2 separate regions of the Homo sapiens genome follow, and region 1 is linked to region 2. A link is an interaction called in ENCODE POLR2A ChIA-PET data of the cell type or tissue named here. Cell type or tissue: HepG2. All regions are shown on one strand. Links, peaks and the distances in the headings refer to the core of each region. The heading gives the core; the rest is flanking DNA.

Region 1 (12,128 bases), core at 2,664-10,663, 130 kb before region 2:
CCCACTCTTGAAACCAGCCAAGACACTTTATGAACAAAGAAGTGTTTCCTGAGTGTGTAGGGCAGCCGTGAACTACTGAATCTTAGAATTCAGTCTCCTGACCTCCTCCCTGGAATTTCAGCTCAGATTCCGAGTGCTCTAGTTGTGCTTTCTGATGGGGCTTATCTAGTTCGATTGTACCCTTCAGGTGAAAGGGATACTCCTTCTGCGGTTTCTTGCAGGAACCTGTAGCTCAGACCTGGGGCCAAAGGAAAGCCGTTTACGGAAGGTGCTCAGGAAGGCCCATCTCCTCTCGCTACACTAGTTTTCTTACTGGCAATTCAGCAAAAGGCTTATTTTTGACTGTCTTGTTATTTTTTCTTGAAAGCTATAGGCACCTTATTATGCCTTTGCATATGTGCCAGAATTTTTTAAACTTCAAATGAATGTGGCAGATGTTCATAAAAGTTTAGAAAAAGCTACCATAGGAAGACTTTTTAACCATTTTTATGACACTCAAATTTGTTGCACAAAAAGAAATATAAATTACAAACTTGCATTGTTATTTTTAAAAAGGTTATTTTGGGGAAAGACCTAATTCTGGTTCATGCTCTTACAGGATGCCATTAAATGATAACCTAGTCACCTTACAGAGTCCGCCTTCCTCCCAAAGTGACAAGTGTATACCTGATCGCCATTCTTCTCTCTCCTTCTGCCTGTTTATAGTTTCTCTCTCATTTAAGCAATCTGAGGCTAGTGGCATGTTAGCAGAATAGCCAAGGGTATTGGCATAGACCTAGTTTCTTCTTGGAGAGAATGATCATGCTAGCTGGCAGCTAGGAAATCCCAAAACACGGCCAGATTCCACAGTGACTGTCCTTTCATTCAAGCGATCTCAATTTAGCTCAAGAGACATTTATGCAGCCCCTCTTCTGTGCCATCTCTGGTAGCAGGTGCCAGGTCATGTCTGGTCGATGGTGCTTCTCCTGTTTGATAAATGAAGACCTTCCTCCTCAAGCCTCACAAACAATGCTTTGTGTACAGACCTCAGAGTGACATGAGGGATGCATCCAGAAGGTATTTTCTATCCTTCTTGGTGGTGGGATGGTCAGGAAGGAGAAGGGAAAGGTGACAGCAATGACAGTTCCAGACAGAGGATCCGGTGGCTTGTAAATGAAGTTCCACCCATACACAGGGGCAGTGAAGTAGAGCAGTTAGAATGTGACACCTCTACTTCCTGCTTACTTGATCGTGGGCAAGGTAATTGACCTCTGAGTCTCTATTTTCTCACCTGTAAACTGAGGATAATGGCTGTGTCTCCCTTATGGGATCACTGGGAGGATCCAGTGAGATAATGCCTATCAGATGCCCAGCACAGTTCCTGCACATAAAGAGCTCAACAAAGGTCAGCAATCCTTGCTGGTTTTACTTCTTTAGTGGCCTTCAAGCCGTTTCCATTGTTAAGCTGATGGCTTTGAAACTGTGTTTTAGGAGCTCTTGGGTTCCCAGGATCATCATCCTCATGTCCTAGGGAAAGACAGTTTCAACACAATTGGTTTGTGCCTGCCTCGTTTTCTCCTGGTCTGCAATGCAGAGGCACGGTACCAGGCTTGGGAGTGACACTTCTGTAGAATTTGACAAATGTACTTCCAAACCCCTGCTTGACCACTTCCCTGCTGTGCTAACTCCAGCCATGATACTACATCTTTCTGTATCTTGCTTTCTTCCTAAGAGCTGAGTCCTGTATATGGACAGCATATCCCAGTGTCTGGCATGTGGTGGGGACACAATATACATTCCTTTCTGCAACAGAGTTTTGAGAGCTTTCTGTGTACGGGGCACCATGTTTATACTAGGGGCTCTGTATAAAAATGGCAAATGTGATATAATATCCACCTTCACAGGATTGTGTGTAGACCAGATGCAGAAAAATATAAAGTAATTGTAGTGAATTTGGGATGCTGTAGGCTCTGGGAGGAGAGATGCTGACCCTAGCCTTGAGAATAATGCTTCTCAGAGGAAGAGAATGCCCACACTGAAACCTAGTAGATAAATAGAAGAATTAGATAAACCAGGGAGCAGAGAGCAGCATCTGCAAAGACTTAGGTGTAGGCAAAGGGGGCTTTCCAGGAGATATGAGTAGTTCAGCCTCCGATAGGAGCATGAGCTGAGGTAAGCAGGCCAGGCCCAGCCCATCCAGGGCCTTGGAGGCTGCAGTAAAGAGTTTGAACTTTATAGGGCAATGGAGAGCCATTGAAGGGTGTAAATAGAGGAGGGACATGGTCAGGCCTTCTCCTTCTGGGCCATTAGAAACACAGTCCTTCCGTATAAAATGCTTGGAAACCACTTAACCATGTTAATAAAGTAAATTGATATTTGCAAAGATCAAGGTAATTCTTTAGGAAATTACACATCAAAAACATGTACATAAAATTCAGATGGGTCAGTGTCCCAAACCTGAGCTTCTTTGCTACCAAGCTGTGACAGAGGTGTTTGTAGTGATGGCTTTCTTCGAAGTATTAGCACCACTTTTACTAGATTGTGTCTTTTCTTCTATGTTTTCAAGTACTTTTTATGAATTAGTTACTTTTTCTACACCTCAGTTTAAGGGTATGAATGTATTTTATGTACTATGTGGTAGTTCAAGGCAGTAGGTGCAGGGGGAGTGAGACCCAGGGACCAGTTGGGGGGCCCCCAGCTGCTTCTCCCCTCTAATGCAGTTTCAAGAGGCGTGTGATGGGTGCATGGGGAGCTCCTGGCATTCTGCTGCTTTCACCATCTTTTACCTAGGAATGCTTAGCCATGGGTCCCTAGAAGCCTGGTTTTTCAAACATACAAGTGCTTAAAACAGCACTGAGCCGCCATTCAGAGGACAGCATCCAGGTGCCAAATCAAAGCTCATCTTGGTCTCGGGATCCAGAGGCCACATTTGTCTATGTCTACAACAAGGTTCCCAATTTAACTATGGAGCTTTTACACAAAATAATATAGGATTCATTTATTTACAGGCAAGGGGAAAGTAATGGGATTTTTTTTCCTTTGCATTTCAAAGAACTGGAATTTCTGTCAATTGAGTTGGCACTATTTTAACTAGTTTTTTCTTTTCATTTTTCCCCTGGCATAGAAAGTCTTTCATGCTTTGTTCCTTTCTCTTTTTTTGATATTTATTTTTTAACAGAGTAAAGAAGAGTGTTTCTTGTTTACCATTGTACCATTTTGCTTCTTTGTATGACTCCACATGTAGACAGAAGTAAGATGTAGTTCACATTTGTTAATGCTGCAATTGATGCAAAATTCTGAGCCATAGTTACATCCAGGTATAAATGGTGACTTGTATATGTGTCCTCACAAGAACAGAGATGTTCCATGTGACATTTATTAGTGCCAAGTGATCCTATTCTTGCTTTATTAAAAAACAGCCTGGGCAACACAGTGAGACCTCATCTCTACGTAAAATTAAAAACAACAACAACAACAAAACTAGCCAGGTGTGGTGACACACAGCTATAGTTCCAGCTACTCAGAAGGCTGAGGCAAGAGGATCACTCAAGCCAAGCCCAGGAGTTCGAGGCTGCAGTGAGCCATAATTGTGCCACCGCACTCCAGCCTGGGTGACAAAGACCCTGTCTCAAAATAAAATGAAATAAAAAGTGATATTTGCATGAAAAATCTCACCTGATAGTTTCATTCATAGGCTCATGGCAAGAAAGGGAAAGGGTTGGAGGAGACTTTAACATCTTTTGAGTACTTGCCAACCACTGTGCTGAGGACTTGACCTGTTTTCATGTTTGAGCGTTCCTCAGACACTCTCTGCGAAGTAGGAGATATTCACACTTGCAGATAGGGAAGCTGAGGCTCTGAGAGGTAACATACAATTGGCGCTCTGCATCCACAGGTTCCATGTCCACAGATTCATCCAACCACAGATCAAAAATATTTGGAAAAAAATATATGAAAGAATATAAATTAAAAAGCCAATATGGTATTGGCTATTTTTGTATAATATTTGTATAATTGTTGTATAATAGTTGTTATATACAGTATCACAACTATTTAACATTTACATTGTATTAGGTATTGTAAGTAATCTAGAGACAATTTAAAGCATACAGGAGTATGTGCATTGGTTATATGCAAACATTATACCCTTTGGTATCAGAGACTTGAGCATCTGCAGATGTTGGTATTCACAGGGGCCCTGGAACCAATCCCCCTCAGATACTGAGAGACGACTGTAATTTGTACCCAGGCCTTCAGCTGCAAGGGGTTTATCAGAGCCTCTGATCTGCGTACCCTCCCATCAGGCCATGTGGATTATGCCTGTGCCATCCCAGTCCTGGGCAGAGTCCCCACCTGTCCTGGGCTCTTCCTTCTCAGTGCTGTGTGCTGGGGATTGTGGTGAGGAGGGGAAAGGAGGGCTTACAGCTGGTGGCCCCATATTCCTCCAGAGACAAGCTCTGAGTATACTTTGACTGGGACCTGGTTAACTTATCTGGTCCACTCTTACCTGGTCCACTCTTATCTGTAAAATTAAATTGATATTATCCACATAAAAGACTTGTGAGAATTAACTGATATAGTTTATTCAATTAAATCAAATATGAAGAGCTTTTTAAAAATACTATGCCAAACATTCATTTTCCTAGTTAGTAGTATAAAAATAAGAGGCAAAGTTTATATCAGTGAAACCCTGGGTGGAGATTGCTTTATTTTGTAAAGAAAAAGGTAATTGAACGGTGGCTTGGTCCTGGAATTTCCTTAGCATGCTATGTGTTCTCATGCACAGTCATCACTTATGAGTCTCGTACCATCCAGAAGCTTCCTACTGCAAACGCAGCAGGCTCTGCTCACCTTAGGCCTCGAGGAAGGCCCTGGATTGAGTGGATAGATTTCCCTTAGAAGCTGTCTCCTCTTCACAGTAAGCATTTGCTTTTAAAATGAATATGAATCTCAAATGCCACTTATCCTAATGTTGGAATTAGTTAATATAAAACAATTTAAAGCTCTAGCAGTAATTTATGTAATCAAAGGGAACAAGTACTTCTGGCTGAGTTAAGTATCTCTTGCAGTCAGTACGTTTTCAGTCTAACTAGTCATGATGGAAATATTCTCACGTGAGATGGAATAGCCCTCTGTTACAGATGAGAAAAACTCAGTAATGATGAGGAGAATCCCAGTAAAAAAATGTGAAACCATCATTGATGCTTTTGTTTTCGTATTTTCCTATCATCATTTATGTCATTATATATAGGTTGCATTTAGCAATGTTAAAACTGGCTTCAGAGAAAACTTAAAAGTTTATAAATTGTTACCAAGAGAAGCCTGAATGAGTCAAATTCCTGCCAGATTGAGGTAAGGAGCAGTGGGCAGTGAGCAGGGGGACTGTGTAACAGAGAGCTCGTGGGCACTGGAGTCATATGGACCTGAGTTCATATTCTAGTTTCACCACTACTAGATCACTTTAAACAAGCACCTTTTTTTTTTTTATGATGGAGTCTTGCTTTGTTGCCCAGGCTAGAGTGCAGTGGTGCCATCTCAGCTCACTGCATCCTCCGCCTCCTGGGTTCAAGCGATTCTCCTGCCTCAGCGTCCCAAGTAGCTGGGACTACAGGTGTGCACCACCACACCCGGCCTAAGCAAACTCCTTTGTTTAAATCAGAAATCAGTTTCTCAGAGGAAAAGGGTATGGTTACTACATCACACAGTTTGACCACTTTGCACAAAACTATTCTTTTGCTATCCTCTTAAAAGATTCCTGCTGGAAATACCTATACATAATAATCTTGACCATTGAATGAGGGTCTACTAATGTGCATGCCACTTTGGCCGTGTAATTTCTAATTGCCACCACTCTGAGAGAGGTGCCCCTGTTTTGCAGATGGGTACGTTAAGGTGCCTCTTTGAGCCCCAGACTCCTCACTGGTAAAATAGGTAGTTGCCCCATTTCATAGGAGTTTTCAATGAGGAGTAAATAAGAAGGTACATGAAAACACTCAGATTGGTGTCTGACACATGGTGAGTGCCAAATAAATGGAAGTGATTATCAATATTATTTAGGTGTAGAATTGATATCCTTCCCTTACAAAGAAACTAAAAGACTTATCTACCTAAGATTGACTCTGCCCTCCTTTTTCAACCTGTTTTTATTTTTCTAATGAGTGACTTTTTCTAAACTGACATTAACTTAAACTTACTTTTTAACTGAGCCCGGCCACGTGAGACTGTTGACTTCATAAACTCCTTGCAAGTGATTAGGGGCGGGGCCATTGTGGGAGCTCAGAGACCAGCAGTGTGATGATTGAAGAGCCGTACCCTTGGCCTAGACAAATCCCACTTGAAATCTGGGCGCATGTGGTTTTGTTTAACACCATGCTCAGCCGACTCATGGTATGGGTTTGTGACCATCAGGCATTTGTTGTTGATATGTGAGGTCACCACAGTAGGGGTGTTTGTCAACCAAATTAAACTTCCTCTTAATGACCTAAAATAATTGATTTGGAAGGCCGTTAAATGGGCCAGGGCAATGTGTAAGCAAGCCGAAATCCGGCATTTTCTGCACAAATTAATGCATGTTCTTGTTCTGTTTGTTCGTGTTTTGCTTTTGTTGGGGAAAATGTGGCTGGACCATGGGCTTTTTGAGCAGTCAGTGAACCTGAGTTTGAATCCCAGCTCTGCCATTTATCTATCTGTAATTTGGGCAAGTCGCTGAGCTTCTGTGGGTGTGTGCCTTAATATCCCCATCAGCAAAATGAGGACACCTGCCATAAAGTGATGACAATTAGAAATAATATGACCGAAGTGCCATGAACATTACTAGGCCATCACCCTCTGGTAGCTATTATTATGAATAAAATATTTCCAATAGGCATCTCTAGAAGATAGCTCAACAGTCGTTTTGTACAAAGAGGTCAAACTGTGATGTAGTAACCATGCCTTTTTTCCCCCCTGCTAAACTAATTTCTCCACACACTACTCTCTGTACTAAAGTTAAACATCCAGAGAGAAAAGTGTGTTTAAAAATGGAGTCTATAGATCTCTCTTTACATATTGTTTGATTCTCAGCTGATTTCAAGATGAAATTAAAGTTGGACACTTAAGAGATATGCCGTTTAGGCTACAAAAGAAGTAGGTTTTTTCTTTGGCTATTGGATTCAAACATTTATGATCTAAGTTCAGGCCTTTGCAGGTAAAGCTTGGGACCACCATTCTATGTTTGTTTAGAAACAAAGGCATTGACTGGGGGCTTTTCTGAAGTATGATGAACAGTGGCACTGAAGTTTTGTTTTGTGGTTGGAAGTTATCAACATCCCTGAGAGTGGTTTATGTGTCTTGCCTAAAATCCTTCCCTCCATAAACCCAAATATTGACAAAAGCTAAAAGGTGCAGATTGGAGCTGTGCCTAGACTCCTGGACACTTCCTTAGCCAAATATAATGTCTGCTAAACCTTGGTGCCTAGGAGTCCGTTGTTTCCAAAGATCCAGTGGTAATAAATTTATATCCTCCCTCTTCAGCATTTAACTGCAAATATTTTGTACTGACCGAATGGGTTAAATTATGAAGCTTGATAAGTACATATGCACACTACCCATCCCTAGCTTTAGAAGAAGGGGGAAAAAAAAGAAAGAAAAAGATAGCTATGATTTTTGGATGTCATCCCAATTTTTAAAAATAAGAGAATTTGGACATTTTGGCATATGGGGTTTTTTAAATGAAATTTCATGGAACTGAAAACAGTCAATTTTAGGTTTCCAAAAATTGTTTAGATTTTCGCTGGTATAAATTTGCTGCACATGGTTTTGGGGAAGTTCTGAGAGATGCATTTGGGACTTTGGGGTTGGTTTTTTTTTTTTTTTTTTTTTGAGATTTGTGATTGAGTTTTAAAAGGTGATTTTCCCCCCTCCCCCAACCTCAAAGTGTAAATCAGGGGAGATCAGAGTTCCATTTTCTAAGGACACTTTTGGGTAATGACATCATTATGCACTGCTGCACAACTGGACTTGGGGCTGAGTTATTGAGCCTTGTTTCAGCACCATTTGGACACTGCACAGTATATTCCCCTTCCCTGCCTCGGAGTGATTTTGGCCGTGCCATTAGCAGCAGCTGCTGGTGATAAGCACCGGGAGAGTCACCTGTGTAGGGTCAGGCTTATTGCACATCAAGGTTTGGCAGTGTCAGAAGAGAGGGAAGATGCCCAGGAGGGGGCTCCAGGCCACCTGCCGAGTGAAGATCAAAGGGTTGAAAGGTCAGAGGGCTCAGCTCCCTTAACTGTATCTGTCTGTGCAATAGCTATTTCAGATTGTAAATCTTGGCGATTTCATTAAGTCCTCCTGGCTGCTACTGGGGCATTGAAATAATAAAATTTTATATCTATTGCCTTTCCTGCCTCTGGCAGCCAGGCTGATACGTTGTCTGCAAGATGGGGTCGTCTTTATGAAAACCTTCCCTGGAATGATCTGAGTAGCATTAATGAAGCCTCAGATTGGGAAGTTGGGGTTCATAGGACGTCATCCTCAGCAGGAGGGAGGGGGTTTATAAATAAAGAAGACCCACACAAACCATTTAGCAGCCTTTTAGATTTGTGTAGCACCTCTCTTCTGAAAAGCAGGTCAGCAAAATATTACCTATTGCTAAATGTTTAATCTTAGGAGGAGGGGTGCACTTTCTCACTGCTGCTGCTTATTAAATAGCCCCTGTTCTAATGACCCTAGGGCCCATCCTTTTGAATAACCCCAAGAGCAGCTATACAGGTCTCACTTCTCACTCTGCAGACCTTTTGGGTGCTTTTAGAGACATGTCTCCTGAATATGATTTTCCAAGTATTTTTCCTAGATCTTAAAGTTGTTAAGGACTGTGAGGGCTCCTAGGCTCGTGGGTAGGACAAATCAAAGTAATAGCTGCCCCTTTACTGCCCATATGTTTAAGACCCCCTGTAGTTTGTTTGAAAAGTTAAGAGATTTTCACAGTGAAGGTGCCATTTCTGAAATTTAAAGTGTTCCTTTTCACCGCAAGATAAGTTCACTCTGATTAAGTCCGTAATTCTCACTAAGCCATGTTTATGGGGGCAATAAACAATGTTTCAGCGTGCTTGTTAAATTGGGTTTCCAACCTCTCCACTCTTTAAAAATTGACATTTCAAATAAAAGGCAGGTGGAGATGGGAGTCGGGCTTTGCAGTGCTTAGTGATGAATGAATGATGGCAAGTGGCAGTTGTGTGGGAGGAATGAGGTCCTATTTTATGATAGGGTGACCCCAAACCATTTGGGGACTAGGGAATCAACATCCCCCACACTCCCAGTGAAACTCTTAAATTCAAGTTCTATTGTTTCACTTTGGATGGATGCTATTTTGAACTACTGCCAGACACGTTATGCTCATTATTTAATTTTCATAATGCATCTGTGCTCTGGTAGTGGGGCCCCTATTTTACAGATGATGAAATATAGGCACAGAGAGGTTAAGTAACTTGTCCAAAGTCACACACATAATTAGGAGGAGCAGGATTCAAACACAGTTATTTCATTGCATGAAGCAGTTTAGTGTGTACAAAAGAAAACTATTATACTGGCCCTACTTTTAGGGCTTGCTTGCCACTGTGTTTCAGCACTCTGGTAAGTCTATACATGGAGGTCACAAGAGACGTGTGGAAGTGGCCACTGTCCTCAGTATTTGCTTAGCACCAGCTCTGTGCCTGGAAAGTGGAGGAGGCTGCACAGCGAGGAGAAAGGCACCAGGCTTTGGGGTCAAATCCCAAGCTCAAATCTTAACTCTGATACTCTATGATCTGGGGCAAATTACTGTACCTCTTGGAGCTTCAGGTTGTTCTTCTGTAAAATGTGAATAATAAAGCTCATTTCAAGAGGTTGCTTTGAGGATATTTTAAAATAATACATTCTAAAATATAGGTAAATATAAAATATGGTATGTTCAAAAATTCAACACTGCTTTACAGGTACCAGTGGTAAACATTACCACAGTGTATGTGAATAGCGTAAGGTTTAAAGCAGTTATTTTAAGGGGAAAGTGATAGCGCACAGGAAACATCACTAAACAAGTTTTAACTGCAGGCCAAAGAATCTGTTGTTCACTGTGCTTGGCATGGGGTTTAGAGATGACAACCTGAGGCGGGGATAGGAGTAGTCAGGAGGGTTTTCTAGAAGAGCAGGATCTGCTGGGTGGCAGTAACGTGGCGAGCTATCTCTGGGCCATGCTTCTCATCTTATGGAGTGCTCTGCCATATCATCGCATGTTTGTGCTTTGCAGCTGTGGGGAAAGGTGTTGACACCTTTCTTGTCCTCTTTTTACACATGAGGAAACTGAGTCTGCAGCAGTGGGAAGCCTGCTTCAGTTTGAGACAAAACACCAGCAGAGTCAGAGTGTGAGTAGGCTCCCCACTCCGTTCTGGATGGCAGAGTGGAGGCCAGGCTGGATGGAGGTTCTGTGTTGGGGTGGATTTCTAGAGTGGATTGCTAGGAGGACTGGCAGAACCCAGCTCCCAGAGGGGGGCCAGCTGGCACTGACCGAGCGTCTGCTTGATGGTGGACTCTGTATGAAACATGTGTTCCCAGTGTCTCCCCCAATCTTTTCAACAACCCTGAAGGTAAGGAGCATGACCTCGGCTCACAGCAAGGGAAACTGGTGCTAGAGAAGGCTGAGTGCCTTGCCTGAAGCTGCCTAGCTGGTAAGTGAAAAGGCCAGGACCCCAGCCTGGAGACTTTCTGGCCCTGGGCCCAGGACCATGTCGGGGAGAGAATGGGGCTGGTGGGTGAGTGGGAATGGTCCACTGGTCTGCTGCATACTACTGTGCCCTTTCTCAGATCTACCCACAGCCCATCCACAAGGAGAGGCGGGGAGCCCCTTGAGTTCAGAGATCATGGTTTAATCGTCTCTGTGTCCCTAAGACCTAGCGTAAAGTTGACATGAATGACGGCTCCATACGTGATGTACCAAATGAGTGAGTGAATGAACACCCAGTGGATCGATGGCCAGGAAAGGGGCCATTAGAGGAAGAGCCCCTTTGCTGACCTGGCTTGAGAATCCCTGGACTTGTTAATGAGAGTCAGTGCCTGTTACCTTGTGAGGGGTGGATTTGGCCTGACCTGGGAGGTGCTTACACCACTTCCCTCCTCTGCCAAGCTTCTGTTTCTGTTTAAAGCACACTGGGAAATTCCAGCGGTGTTTTCAGGGCTCCTCTGAACTGTCAGGCTTAGATTTTTAATTTTGTGGAGCAGGAAGGAGCAAATCAGCGACTCTTGGCTCCAAAGAAAAGCCACTGCGTTCATCAACTGCTTGGCAGCTTGGTGACCTTTGGGGCCTGAGGAAGGGAAGGAAAATGTCACTCTTCCCTCTTTGTGTATCTGAGATTTCAGGAGGAAATAAAGAGTTTAGAATACCTGAATGTTTGCCTTTCCTTTCCTGTCCTATCCACTTTCCCTCTTATTTCTCTTTCCTTTCCTCCTAGGAGGCCACCAGCTTCCCATGCTGTTCTTTGTTATGTACTCATATATATGCACATGCATTTGGGCACATTTTGTGCATGCTGTGTAGTGGAAGGAACACTGGCTCATGGAACCCAGATTCAAATCCTTTCTCTGATGCATCCAGTTGTAAGAACACGGGCAAATTATTTAATCTCTAGCATTGTTTCCTCATCCATCAAATGGGTATGATTCTGTAGGAAAGTCTCCCCTCCCTGGGAATTTTAGTGGAGTCTGGGTCAGGCATCAAAATACTTAAGGGCTTGATTAATCTGGTATGCCTAACAAAGGTCCGTTATATTAGTTGCTCAGTATGTTTGTTGATTGAAACAATGTGTCAGAGCAAATAATGCCATGCCTTGGGTAGAATAAAGGTATTGCTGTTCATCTCAATGCCTACAGCCAGTGTTTCTTAGCCATGTGATTTCCGACGAGTTATTTTACCTCTCTGACCCTCAGTTTCCATCTCTCTCCACAGGGACTTCATGGGAATTACATTAAATGATACTTGTAAGGAGTTGGGCTGTGGGAGAAACACAACAGCTAGTGGCTGTAATTTTGTTGTTGTGTGTGTCAGTAAGATGATGGATGCAGAGCATGTCACACAGTTCCTGATACACACAGGCCTCTGTAACATTGGCTGTGGCTTGGACTGATACGTAGCCATAGGAGTG
Region 2 (12,128 bases), core at 2,185-10,184:
GCACAGGTAGCGCGTGTCACATGCACTGAAATGGGGCTGCTTGAGTACAATCACTTGCCATCTGCTTTGGGCAGGAAACCATCCTAATTTGGGGTGGAAAACAGATCCTTTCTTAGCCCCTCCGCTAAGAGTCAAGCCCCCCACTAGGCACTTTCCATGCCTCGATTGTCAATCCCCACACAGCCCTGTGAAGTAGGAAGTAGCTCCCCCATTCGGCAGATGAGAAGGTGGTCTCTGAGGGGTTAGGGACTTGCCCCACGTTCCAGACATGTTAAGTGGCAGAGCCTGCATTCCCACGCAGTGTCTTTCACTGTTCCCGACTCTCCCATCATGCACTGTGCATCGTGACACATTTCTCTATGAGAGGTTGTGGCAGACCTCGTAAAGAAAAGCCTTTTCTATATCTAGAAACAACACATTCACATTAGAAAGCACCTTGGAGACTTTCCAAGCTTCCCATTTTACGGAGGAAGAAACCGAGGCCTAGGCAAGGAAAAGGAATCCAGACCAAGTCAGGCATTTGACTCCCCTGGCGCTCTTTCCAGTTCCTGATGCTGCCACGTGCTCACGACTAGAAACTTCCTACCGAAGTCTCCTGTGTACCAGGCCCGTTTCAACACCAGAGACTCAGCCCTGCATGAGTGACGTTCGGAGGAGGAGTGATAATAAATAAGGGAGTCATGGGGCTAATAAATAATTCTGACAATTAATCATGTGGACAGTGCCACAGAGCACCCCCCAGAGGACTGTGTCACCAAGCGATGGGTGGGCAGCACACCTTCAGGGGGGCCTGTCTCCTCAGTTAGGGGGTTAGGGCTTTTCATTTGTGGAGACGAATTTGTGCCTCTTCTGTTTTATCACCATGTCCTTTTTTACCTTGAGATCCATGAGTCTCATATTCCCATTGCTGCAGCTACATGGGTTCTGCGGCTGATTGCGTTTCAGATAGATTCTGTTGCTCTAGGGGCCTATCAGGTCCCTGACACGTGTCCTCTCTCCAGTGCACTTCCTCAAACCGTGTTCTCCTCACTAGGGAAACAGAAATCTCTAATCAGCTTGGCGCTTCCTTTCTTGGGACTTTGGATGCAAGTGTCATTGTGTTGAAACCGGGAATCTGGCCCCTGGTGAGAGTGAGGCAACCCCTGGCGCTGGCCACGTGGTTGAGCCAGCAGGTGTTTGAGGTTGAGATTTCAGTGGGCCCCCATTTGGTTTCTGTGCTAGGGAGAGAGCTGTAGCTCTGCGGCAGCACAGGGGTCGTCACCGTCTCACTCATGTCAGCTCTCACCTTGCGCCACCGCTGCACTGTGGACTCACCCTATGTAATGGGGTTGAATGCCTAGAGCATGACATAGCTATTACCTCTATTGTATCTGTAAGAAACAGAGGCTCCAAGAGCCGAGATGGCTACAGCAGGCATAGAGTGCAGCCAAAACCCACTTCATTTCTCCAAAGCCCTTTCTGTTCAACATCACCTTAGAATCCCTGTCTGAATTGCTACTAGGGCAGCCCTGAGTGGCCATTGATATGTCAAATACAATCTTGTGATTACCTCTCTTAATCAAACATAAATAATATTGTGCTGCATGAGCCCCAGGGCCAGACAGACTTCGTTTCAAACTCTGGCCCTGTCATTGCCCAGTTCTTCACCCTCAGGCAAGTGACGTCCCCTTTCAGAGCCTTGATTTCCTTATCTGTAAAATGGAGATCATCATCCTACCTACCTCACGCGATGCTGTGAGGAGTAAGTGAGCTAATGCATGTAAAACCACCCAGTGCTGGTTTAGGGCTCAGCAAGCGGTAGCTGTTTTTAATCACTGCACCTGCTTTCCTCTTAGAGCCGATTCCCATCTGCATTTCTTATGGGAAGAAAATCTTACGCTAGTATGCATGAATACCACCTTCATTGTGTCTCCTTAGCTTCCACAGGCCTCCCAGCTCATCTGCCGTTCCTGCACTAATCAGAATTTCCTGACTTCTCCCTGTTTGTCTCGGTTAATGCAGAAGGAAGGGGCTGCTGGCACAGAGGAGCCGAGGCGTGGGCCGACACGCCTGTGATTTGAATGTCTTTACTGTAATCTAGCAAGCGCGTGTGGGGGCTTCTGTCAATACCAGAGCGGCCGGCCAGAATGGGCAAATACTGGCAGCCCGGCCATGCCTGCCCCTGCAAATCATCAGAGTAGCTCTGGGCTGACACCCACATTTCCCCTAACTTAAATCATCTGAACAGTGAGCTGGCTTCACGATGAGACATTGATTCTTTGTTTAGGGCTTGTTATAGTGACAGGGGCCCAGACTGGGAGTCTATTTCTGACATGCCTCGGCCACCGTGCAAATGGTTCAGAAAGCTGCCTTGGTCCTGTCACCCCAAAATGTGGCATGTCCCCACCCAGCCCAGCCAGAGTCATCTGACTATAGCCATGCAGTGACCCACCTTCCCAAGTCCACCTGATGGTCCTGGGATCCCTGGTAACCCAGGCCCTCTGAGGGCAGGGAAGGAGTGTGTGTGGGCTCAGGGGTCATTAGACCATGAGCCCTGGGACCTTAGGCAATGTGCTTCACCTGTATGGGCATCCCTTCCTTATCCATGAAGTGGAAATCATTTCAGAAGATCTCCCTTCTGGCGAGGATTTGGTGAGTGAAGGATGCAGGTCATCTGGTCCCAAACAGGAGCTCAGCAGACCTTGGCTGCCTTCTCCTCACACTCACGCCAGTGTCTGGCTAACCTGAAGTCATTGTCATCTAAGCCTGCTGTCCCCACTCTCTCAGCTTTCTGGTAAACAAGGTCTTGGCATTCTTTAGGCCAGACACCACACTAGCTTTTTCCATGTTGGCCGGGACCTCACCCTGGCTCCTTGGCAGCTGCCACAGCTGACCCTGTAAGAAGAAGCCGTCAGACCAGCACAGCGTTCTCCTCCCAGCTCTGGGAGGGATGCTGAGGCCCCAGCAGGGAATTTGGAGGCATTTAAACAAAATGCAACTGAGATGGGACTGCTGGTGAGAAATAGGGCCAAATTCCCCAGCTTGCTTTATTCTTAAGTTTTTAAAAAGGACTGTCAAGTGGGTCCAGGCTCTGTGCTGGTCACTTTCACCTGTACCAGGGGTTGTCCGCCTTAGCTGCACTGGAGTCAGTTGGGGAATTTCAAAATCTGTGACTCTGGCATTGGGGATTAAAATAACCCAGGTAATTCTGGTGAATAGCCAAGGATGAGATCTGTGAACCTCCACCATCTCATTCATCCCTGCTTAATCCCCCAGCAGTCCCCGGAGGCAGGTAGCTCTACCCACATTACATGTGACAAGAATGAGGATCTAAGAGGTGTAGTCACTTCCCCAGGGTGGCACCAAGAGCAGCAAGGAGCAGAGCTGAGAGTGGAACCCCCCAATCTGCCACTTCTCAGAGTGACCATGAATCAGAGCCTGCCTTCTAGGAACTTGCAGTGTGCTGGGGACAGTCCACCTGGGTACAGGTGGTGGTTGGTGGAGACATTTAGTGGGAAATGAGGTCCTCTTCATCTGAATGATTCAAGTAAGGTTTCCCCAAGGAAGTACCATGAAGAAGGCAGCCAGGAGTGAGAGTGCACAAAATGCTCAGGGTGTGGTGGACAGCCCAGAACCTCTGCAGGAGGAGATGTGTGTGTGAGTGAGGTGGACAGGGTGTCATAAGCAAGAAAGGCAGCTGGAGAAGGTCACTTAGAGCCTTGAGTGTCATGCTCAGGAACCAGGCTGGCCCCACCTGCATGGACCTGTGCAGTCACACAGGGCCCCAGGCTTGGCTTAATGCTCTGCTGTCACCGTCCTGAAATTCCTAACATTTTTACCTTTGAACTGGTGTGGGGATGTTTTGTTTGTTTTGTTTCAAGACGGAGTTTCTCTCTTGTTGCCCACGCTGGAGTGCAGTGGCGCGATCTCGGCTCACTGCAACCTCTGCCTTCTGATTTCAAGCGATTCTCCTGCCTCAGCCTCCTGAGTAGCTGGGATTACAGGCGCCCGCCAATATGCCTGGCTAATTTTTTGTATTTTTAGTAGAGATGGGGCTTCACCATGTTGGCCAGGATGGTCTCCATCTCTTGACCTCGTGAGCCACCCACCTCAGCCTCCCAAAGTGCTGGGATTACAGGCGTGAGCCACCACACCAGGCCTGAACTGGTGTTTTATAAATGGGACAGTAGAGTAAGGACATTGGCAAAGGAGACACGCACAGAACATGTGTCTCCATGGGGCCTCGCCATCCCAACCCCATACAATTTTCTAGTGCCTGCAGCACCAAATTCCAGTGGACCCAGGATGTGGGGACATTCAGCAGGACTCTACGTGCTCACAAAGTAAACATGTCCATGTCTGACAGCCCCAAGAGGCCACACTTTCCATTAGAACCAGAACTTGCTTCAAATACAGAAAGAAGGCAATAATGTTTTTTTGTTTTGTTTTGTTTTGTTTTGTTTTTGTTTTTTTGGGTTTTTTTCCTGAGACGTCTTGCTCTGTCACCCAGGCTGAAGTGCAGTGGTGTGATCACGGCTCACTGCAGGCTTGACGCCCTGGGCTCGAGACTTCTTCCTGCCTCAGCGTCCTGAGTAGCTGGCATGACAGACTTGAGCCACTAGCCAAGCCCGGCTAGTTTTTTTTTTTTTTTTAAGAGATGGGGTCTAGACGGGGTCTCTCTGTGTTGCCCAGGCTGGTCTCAAACTCCTGGGCTCAAGAGATCCTCCCCACTCAGCCTGTGATGTTCTAAGAAACATGAATGACCAAGGAAACCTATCATATTTCTTATTTATGTTACTTTGTACTTAGCCAACCATTTATCCTGAAAATGATGACATAGAAGGAAAGGCAAAGATAAAACAACCATGGTTCCTTTACCTTTCTCATCAGTAAGCTGGAGATAGATAGAGAATGTGCAGATAGCAAGAAGTGAAATAGGCCAGGTGCAGTGGCTCACGCCTGTCATCCCAGCACTTTGGGAGGCCGAGGCAGGTGGATCACTTGAGGTCAGTTTGAGACCAGCCTGACCAACATGGTGAAAACCTATCTCTATGAAAAATGCAAAAATTAGCTGGGTGTGGTGGCAGGTGCCTGTAATCCCAGCTACTCAGGAGGCTGAGGCAGGATAATCACTTGAACCCAGGAGGCAGAGGTTGCAGTGAGCAGAGATCACATCGCTGCTCTCTTGCCTGGGAGAAAGAGGTAGACTCTGTCTCAAAAAAAATAAATAAATAAAAAGGCAGGCACGGTGGCTCATGCTTGTAATCCCAGCATTTTGGGAGGCTGAGGCAAGAGGATCATGAGGTTAGGAGATGGAGACCATCCTGGCTAACATGGTGAAACCTCACCTCTACTGAAAATACAAAAATTAGCCGGGTGTGGTGGCTGGCGCCTGTAGTCCCAGCTACTCAGGAGGCTGAGGCAGGAGAATGGTGTGAACCTGAGGTGGAGCTTGTAGTGAGCCGAGATCGCGCCACTGCACTCCAGCCTGGGTGACAGAGCGAGACTCCATCTCTAAAAAAATTAAAAAAGAAAAAAAGAAATAAAAACAATGGCGTTAGTTTTGTGCAGTGTTTCCACTGTCTGATGAGAACAAAATACAAATGTATAAATGCATGTACAAGCTATAAAATACAATTGTACATATGAGTTAGCATTTAAAACTGGCATTGCACAAGGCCAAGCTAAATGACAAAGTTCATGCCAATATAATTTACATTTTTATTTTTTCTTATAATGACATTAAATAGTACATTTAAAAGCATCATGATAGGTCTAAAAAGACACCATAAAAGAAAAAAGGTTTATATTTTAGTTCGGCACTTCTATATTTTAACAGCACTTTTTTCCTGCATATTTATTTTATATTTGGTCTTGCATATTATGTTGCCAGCCCTGGTAAGACCCAATCTCCACCCTCAGGGGAAACAGTTATTTGTTGAAAGTCTATTGTGAAAGAATCTATTTGTTTATCATCTGTTTTACTCTTCAAAGCAACCCTGTGAGGTAGGTTGGCATTGTATAATTGTCACAGACGAGGAGGGACAAGTTAGTCACCTAAGAGCACATAGCTAGTACAGTCAGGGTCAAGGTTCAAATGCAGGTCTTTCCACCCAAGCCACATTCTCACTCCACCATGTTGTGTCATCTAAATTGATCAAATAGAAACAGAGTTTTAAGTTTCCATACAGATGCCTCTACCAAAAAAAAAAAAAAAAAAAAAAATCAAAGACAAAAACCAGCCCTCTGGTGTGCTAGCTGTCACACTGTACTGTTGTTATTTGCTCCCTGAACTAGACAGGATTCTTTGATACAGGAGCTTTTCTTTTTAATGTTTTTTTTTTCTTTTTTTTGAGACGTAGTCTTGCTCTGTTGCCCAGGCTGGAGTGCAGTGCCACAATGTTGGCTCACTGCAACCTCCACCTCCCGGGTTCAAGCGATTCTCCTGCCTCAGCCTCTCGAGTAGCTGGCTGAGTAGCTGGGACTACAGGTTTGCACCACCACGCCTGGCTAATTTTTTTTTTTTTTTTTTTTTTTTTGTATTTTTAGTAGAAATGGGTTTTTGTCATGTTGGCCAGGCTGGTCTCAAACTCCTGACCTCAGACAATTCGCCTGCCTCGGCCTCCCACAGTGCTGGGATTACAGGCATGAGCCATTGTGCCCGGCCTTTTTAACTTTTTATTATGGAAAATTTCAAACTTATACAAAGTCAGTGAACCCATCTCCCAGCTTCCACTGCTATAAATATTCCATTATTCTATTTTTTAAGTTAAAAAAAAAGTTTTAATTAAAAATTTTGATTGTCCTTAAATATACATAAAATTTGCCATCTTAACTATTTTTAAGTGCACAGTTTAGTGGCATTAAGTATATTCACATTGTTCCATCTCCAGAAGTTTTTTTGTCTGGCGAAACCGAAACTCAGTACCCATTAAAAAACTCACCCTTCCCCCTGCCCCAGCTACTGGCAAGCACCATTCTTTCTGTCTCTGTGAGTTTGACTACCCTAGGTACCTCATACAAGTGGAACCATGCAGCGTTGATCTATTTGCGACTGGCTTATTTCACTTCACGTAATGTCTTCAAGATTCCTTTATGTTACAGCATGTATCAGATCTCTTACTTTTTAGGGCTGAATAATATTCCCTTGTGTGTATATGCCACACTTTGTTTATCCGCTCCTCCACAGATGAACCCTTGGGTTGCTTCCATCTTTTGGCTGATGTGAGTAGAGCTGCTATGAACATAATGTTCTGCCATTCTTACATTATCTATATTTTCATCCACTTCTCATCCCTCATTTAGTTATTACTGTTTGTACCAACTCTATTTTATTCGTGTTTGCATTCCCCTAACACAGAGCCTAGACCATAGTAAGTGCTTTAAAAATGTTTGGGTGTGTGGATGGATCTTCCAAAAGTATGTGTTTTCTTAATTTTAATTTGTATTTTATTGTTTTTAAGTTATGGGGTACATGTGCAAGATGTACAGGTTTATTACACAGGTAAACATGTGCCATGGTGGTTTGCTATACCTATCAACCCATCACCTAGGTATGAAGCCCAGCAGGCATCAGCTCTTTTTATTATTATTTGTTTTTTTATTTTTAATTTTTTTTTTTTTTTGAGCTGGAGTCTCGCTCTGTCTCCCAGGCTGGAGTGCAATGGTGTGATCTGGGCTCACTGCAACCTCTGCCTCCCGAGTTCAAGTGATTCTCCTGCCTCAGCCTCCCAAGTATTTGGGATTACAGGCACCTGCCATTATGCCTGGCTAATTTTTGTATTTTTGTAGAGATGGGGTTTCACCATGTTGGCCAGGCTGGTCTTGAACTCCTGACATCAGTTGATCCGCCCACCTCAGCCTCCCAAAGTGCCAGGATTACAGGCGTGAACCACTACTCCTGGCCGACATTAACTCTTTTAAATGTTAAGCAAGGTCCATAAAGAGGTCTGAGATTCTTTCCATTTCTCATAAGAATCTCATAAATGTGCACATAGAATTTTGATAAAAATTAAATCAGTAAAAGAAGAATGTAATACTCTATGGGTCTTCAGAACAAGGAAACTTGCTGAAAAATCTGATGAGAGATTTTATTTTTATGCCAATAAAAATATCAGCAATGCTGTGGATAGAGTCATTTATTTCTGGAAGTATCAAAAACCTTTGAAATCACCAATTTTACCTGTTAACAAGGATTCAACTTATTAATGATAGTGTTTCCGATGGATTCCATATGTCAAGAAGATAATCCAGGAGTAAAACTTGTCTTTTTGTAACAAAGTTCTCGACAGGGTTAAGCAGCTGTGTTTTACTGTCCTTCAGGTCATACTTGGAAAACTCTGCTAATGTGATCTAAGCTTGAACACTCACGGCCTGAATTCCCTGAATTAACACTGCTATCAGCCAGTAGCCCCAGCACCTAGAATGTCACCTAAGAAGACAAAGGGCTTAATCAGCCTCGTAGAACTAAATCAGCACTTCAGGGGAGAATAATGAGACACCTTGCCTTACTCTTCTCCATGCACAATGGAGTGGGGGCCGCCATTTTTACTTGCAGGACGCAGGTGGACGAGCTGGTGGGAGTGGCTTGGCACCTCACCTTGGGCCTGTGGCAGAAAGAGCCTTGACAGCGGTTTGTTTACTCCCAGGAGCTGTTTGTCACTGAAGGGCTGGTGCTTTGTGTGCAGGAGAACCTAAAGGGTTCCAATTTTATTTTTTTTGTTGTTTTTATTTTTTGAGATGGAGTTTCACTCTTGTTGCCCAGGCTGGAGTGCAATGGTGTGATCTTGGCTGACTGCAACCTCCGCCTCCCGGGTTCAAGTGATTCTCCTGCCTCAGCCTCCCAAGTAGCTGGGGTTACAGGCGTGCGCCAACACGCCCAGCTAATTTTTGTATTTTTAGTAGAGACAGGGTTTCACCATGTTGATCAAGCTGGTCTCGAACTCCTGACCACAGGTGATCCGCCCACCTCAGCCTCCCAAATTGCTGAGATTACAGACGTGAGCCACCGTGCCTGGCCAGGGTTCCAATTTTAAAGAGAACTCTCCTGTCCAGGGAGGTCTCAGGGCAAGCATTTAGGACTGAGGCTGCAGGGAGAAGCCAGGCCTGCAGTAGACCACATGCATGCTGCACACCTGGGTTTGGGAAGCCACCAGCTGTTAACCCTGACTCTGCAATGTCTGAATCCTGTCACCTGGGCAGATGTCTTTACCTCAGTTATTCCTCTGTAAAATTTGAGTGTAATTTCGACTTCATGAAAGTTTCCAGAATGTTAAAAAGAGTTGTGAAGTGCGTAGCACTGTGCCTCACAGAGAGTTAAACTATGATTATTGCCTTTGTCTTACAAGGTGAGTTGCTCCAGGGAAAAGAGCCCTCTGTGCCTGGTGCCATTCAGACCTTTATGCATGGTTCTGGGTGACAACGTCACTGCCTTGCAGCAGGATTAAGATAGAAGAGTTGGGCCCTGAACAGACAGGATTTGCTCACCTAAGTCCTATTCACCCTTCCAGGCGCAGCCGAAGTGTCCACTTATCATGTTTTCTGACCTGCCGCCCTGGAGAATTTGCCGTTTCCTCTTTGGACTCCTGTGGACACTTTACCCCCCACCCCACCCCACCCTGGTAACACTACACCATGTGATAGACTTTCTTCCCATGTCTAATTCACACATCTGATGCTGTTCTTTAAGCTCTTTTCAGAAAAAGCCCCTTGTCACATTTCCCCTGACTCTTTCCCTTCCATGCCCATGTCCTGTTGCATTTTTAGGGCGCAGACATCTTGTCCGGGGGATATCACCTCCCGTGAGCACACAACAGGCCCAAAATGTTTATGTCTCCCCAAAGGCGAGATTCTTTCTGCTCTCCTGCAGCTAAATTCTGCCTCAGACTACCTCATCTACGAATCTGGTTGCAAACTCTCTTGAATGTATCGGGCCCTCAGCAGACTTCTTCCTGGCAACCCTGAGCCAAAGCTCCAGGAGTGACTGCCAGCCACTTCAGTGAGCATTTCCTTGGAGCAGCTCAACTCCCTGTGCATGGGTGCCACTTGCCTGGCATCGAGCTCTGAGACCTCTTTACCATCAGGCCAAACAGTGTCAGAGACACACTGAGACCACACAAGGCTCCTGTGGCTGGAAGCAGGGTTCAACTCATTTCGTGGTTCTTTAACCAGCATCCCTGAGCTTCTGATTAGGGGCTGGGCTCTTCCTGGGGCGTACAGAGATGAGTTCAGCCTCTGGCCCCTTGAGCTCCTGGTGAGAGGGGATACCAGTGAAGACTATCCCAGCACCCAGGAGTGCACACGGCACTGGGATGAGTGACTGCCACTCAGAGGCCTGCATGTGTCAGGAGGACAGTCCAGGCAGAAGGAATAGAACTGGCAAAAGCAATGAAGAAGGTGAGGAAGGAAGGATGTGGTGTGTGATCATGGGATGCGTTTGGAGCATGAGGTATGTGGAAGAGCAGAGGCAAAGTGACACAGAAGGACTCTAGGAAAGGAAGCCAGGGTCAGCTTTGGGAGGGTGCGTTTGCTGGTTAAGGAGCTCTCCCTTTCCTCACCCCTATTGGGCCCTTGTGTGTGCCACATATGTTGCCAGGTGCACAATGTTGAACAAAACAGACACCATTCCGGCCTGCGTGAAGCATATAGTCTAGTGGGAAAAAGAGACATTAGTCAAATAATCGCACAAAGGTAACATCTATGCAGAGTTCCTGAGTAGGATAGTGATGTGGTCTAATTTGCATTTTAGAAAGCACTCTAGCCAGAAGAGCTGGAGTAGAAGAGGGACGAAACAGGAGAGGAGTGTGGAGTTAAACCTCCACCGTGGTTTAAGCCTGTCCAGGCCTACGCCAAGGTAGGCGTAGATGGAGAGCCGGGGGTGAGCGTGAGACAATTCACAGGTAAAATAGGAAGGAGTTAGAAAGTCTGATAGGTCCACTGTGGGTAACTGTGGATAATGACAGTTAAGAAAAAAATAGATTTGGGGCGCAGTCTTGATGGGATAGTAATTGGAAGTTTCAGGCTATTTTGAGTTTGAGACGCCAGCAGGCCATCAGGTGGAGGTTGAGATGGATGGGTATAGAGCTTCGGAAAGGTGTCTGAGCTGCCAGGATTTGTCAGGAGTCATCAGTGGATGAGTGATGCTGTGTGCATGGATGAGATCACCTGGAGAGAGAATTAATTGCCCTGCTCTGGTCCCAAGAGTGAGAACAAAACTTCCAAGCCACAGGAATGGAATTCTAGCTGAGCTTGTGTTAGTTATCACTAGCTGGTTTCTCAGCTGTTGAGCAAGGAAGATGTAAACCCATGCCAAAGTAATAAATGGCACATAAAGCTATTTTTCCCAAGGAACTAGTGTGGGGTTTTTTTCTCGTACACAAAATAAAGTTTGCATTGTTTTCCTTCTTGCTCCAGCAGCCAGGAAGCTCAGAGCTAATTTTGTAACTTAACTTAGATGCCACATAGGACATACATACCCAGCTACTTTTTTCCCAAACAAATACTTTTTATATATCTATGTATTTGGCAGCCCTGATGTTTTTCTTTGTTGTTTTAGATGCTCATATAAGCTGCCTCAGATCCTTTGTAAAATTAGGTAGGGTGTAACTGTATAAAAATAAATATTCTCCTTACCCTAATATTTTTGGGTCATCCTCACAGCCCTTGTGCAATAAGTCTGCCCAGCTTCTGAGTTAATATTGGCTAGATTTAAGCAGGAAGAACTCTTAGAACTTACGGAAGCTCGACAGTAAATTTAACACTCATGCAACTCATTAAAATAGTATAAAAGTGGAGCTTCAAACATCTCTGTGTTTGCTACCAGGGCTGGGGGGTGGGGTGTTACCCTTAATTCAGCTCAAGATCTGAAAGTCTGATCTTTCAGAATTGAGAATACACCGCTGAAATTAAAGACTTGTCTGTGTAGATAAGCACTCCAAACATGTTCAAAGAAAAAGTGAGGTGTTAGCTCTATACGGATAGGATTTTTTTTTTTTTAACTCAGGGTATCGTCTTCTTGACTCATAAAACATGGTTTGGTAAAAGCAAACTTGCTTATCAAACAGCATAAGCATAAAATCGATTGGATAGTATATTTTATTTTTGATCATCCCCGTTCTTTAATTATTTTAAAATTTCAGTTTGCTATTGTT

The links. ChIA-PET counts read pairs that join two places held together with the same protein. Peaks named below come from ENCODE experiments on the same cell type or tissue, not always from the same donor. Only the 100,000 strongest peaks of a DNase experiment are listed, where the experiment ranks them.
Region 1: POLR2A ChIA-PET joins it to region 2 with 5 read pairs; 3 of 35 experiments call an interaction of 5 or more read pairs at or near these places.

The regions. Positions count from the first base shown.
Region 1 is chr9:123,594,168-123,606,295 of GRCh38, reverse strand. The region is part of intron 11 of DENND1A (DENN domain containing 1A); the gene reads left to right. Among named protein-coding and RNA genes, the nearest start is that of MIR7150, 110 kb to the right of the region's middle. In HepG2, for the core only: a CTCF peak has its summit at 8,177 (motif pointing right); no DNase peak of the experiment used is centred there.
Region 2 is chr9:123,459,385-123,471,512 of GRCh38, reverse strand. All of the region lies in intron 13 of DENND1A (DENN domain containing 1A), which reads left to right. Among named protein-coding and RNA genes, the nearest start is that of MIR7150, 20 kb to the left of the region's middle. RefSeq lists an enhancer at 949-1,243. In HepG2, for the core only: no CTCF peak of the experiment used is centred there; DNase peaks (open chromatin) are centred at 3,792, 4,312 and 6,032.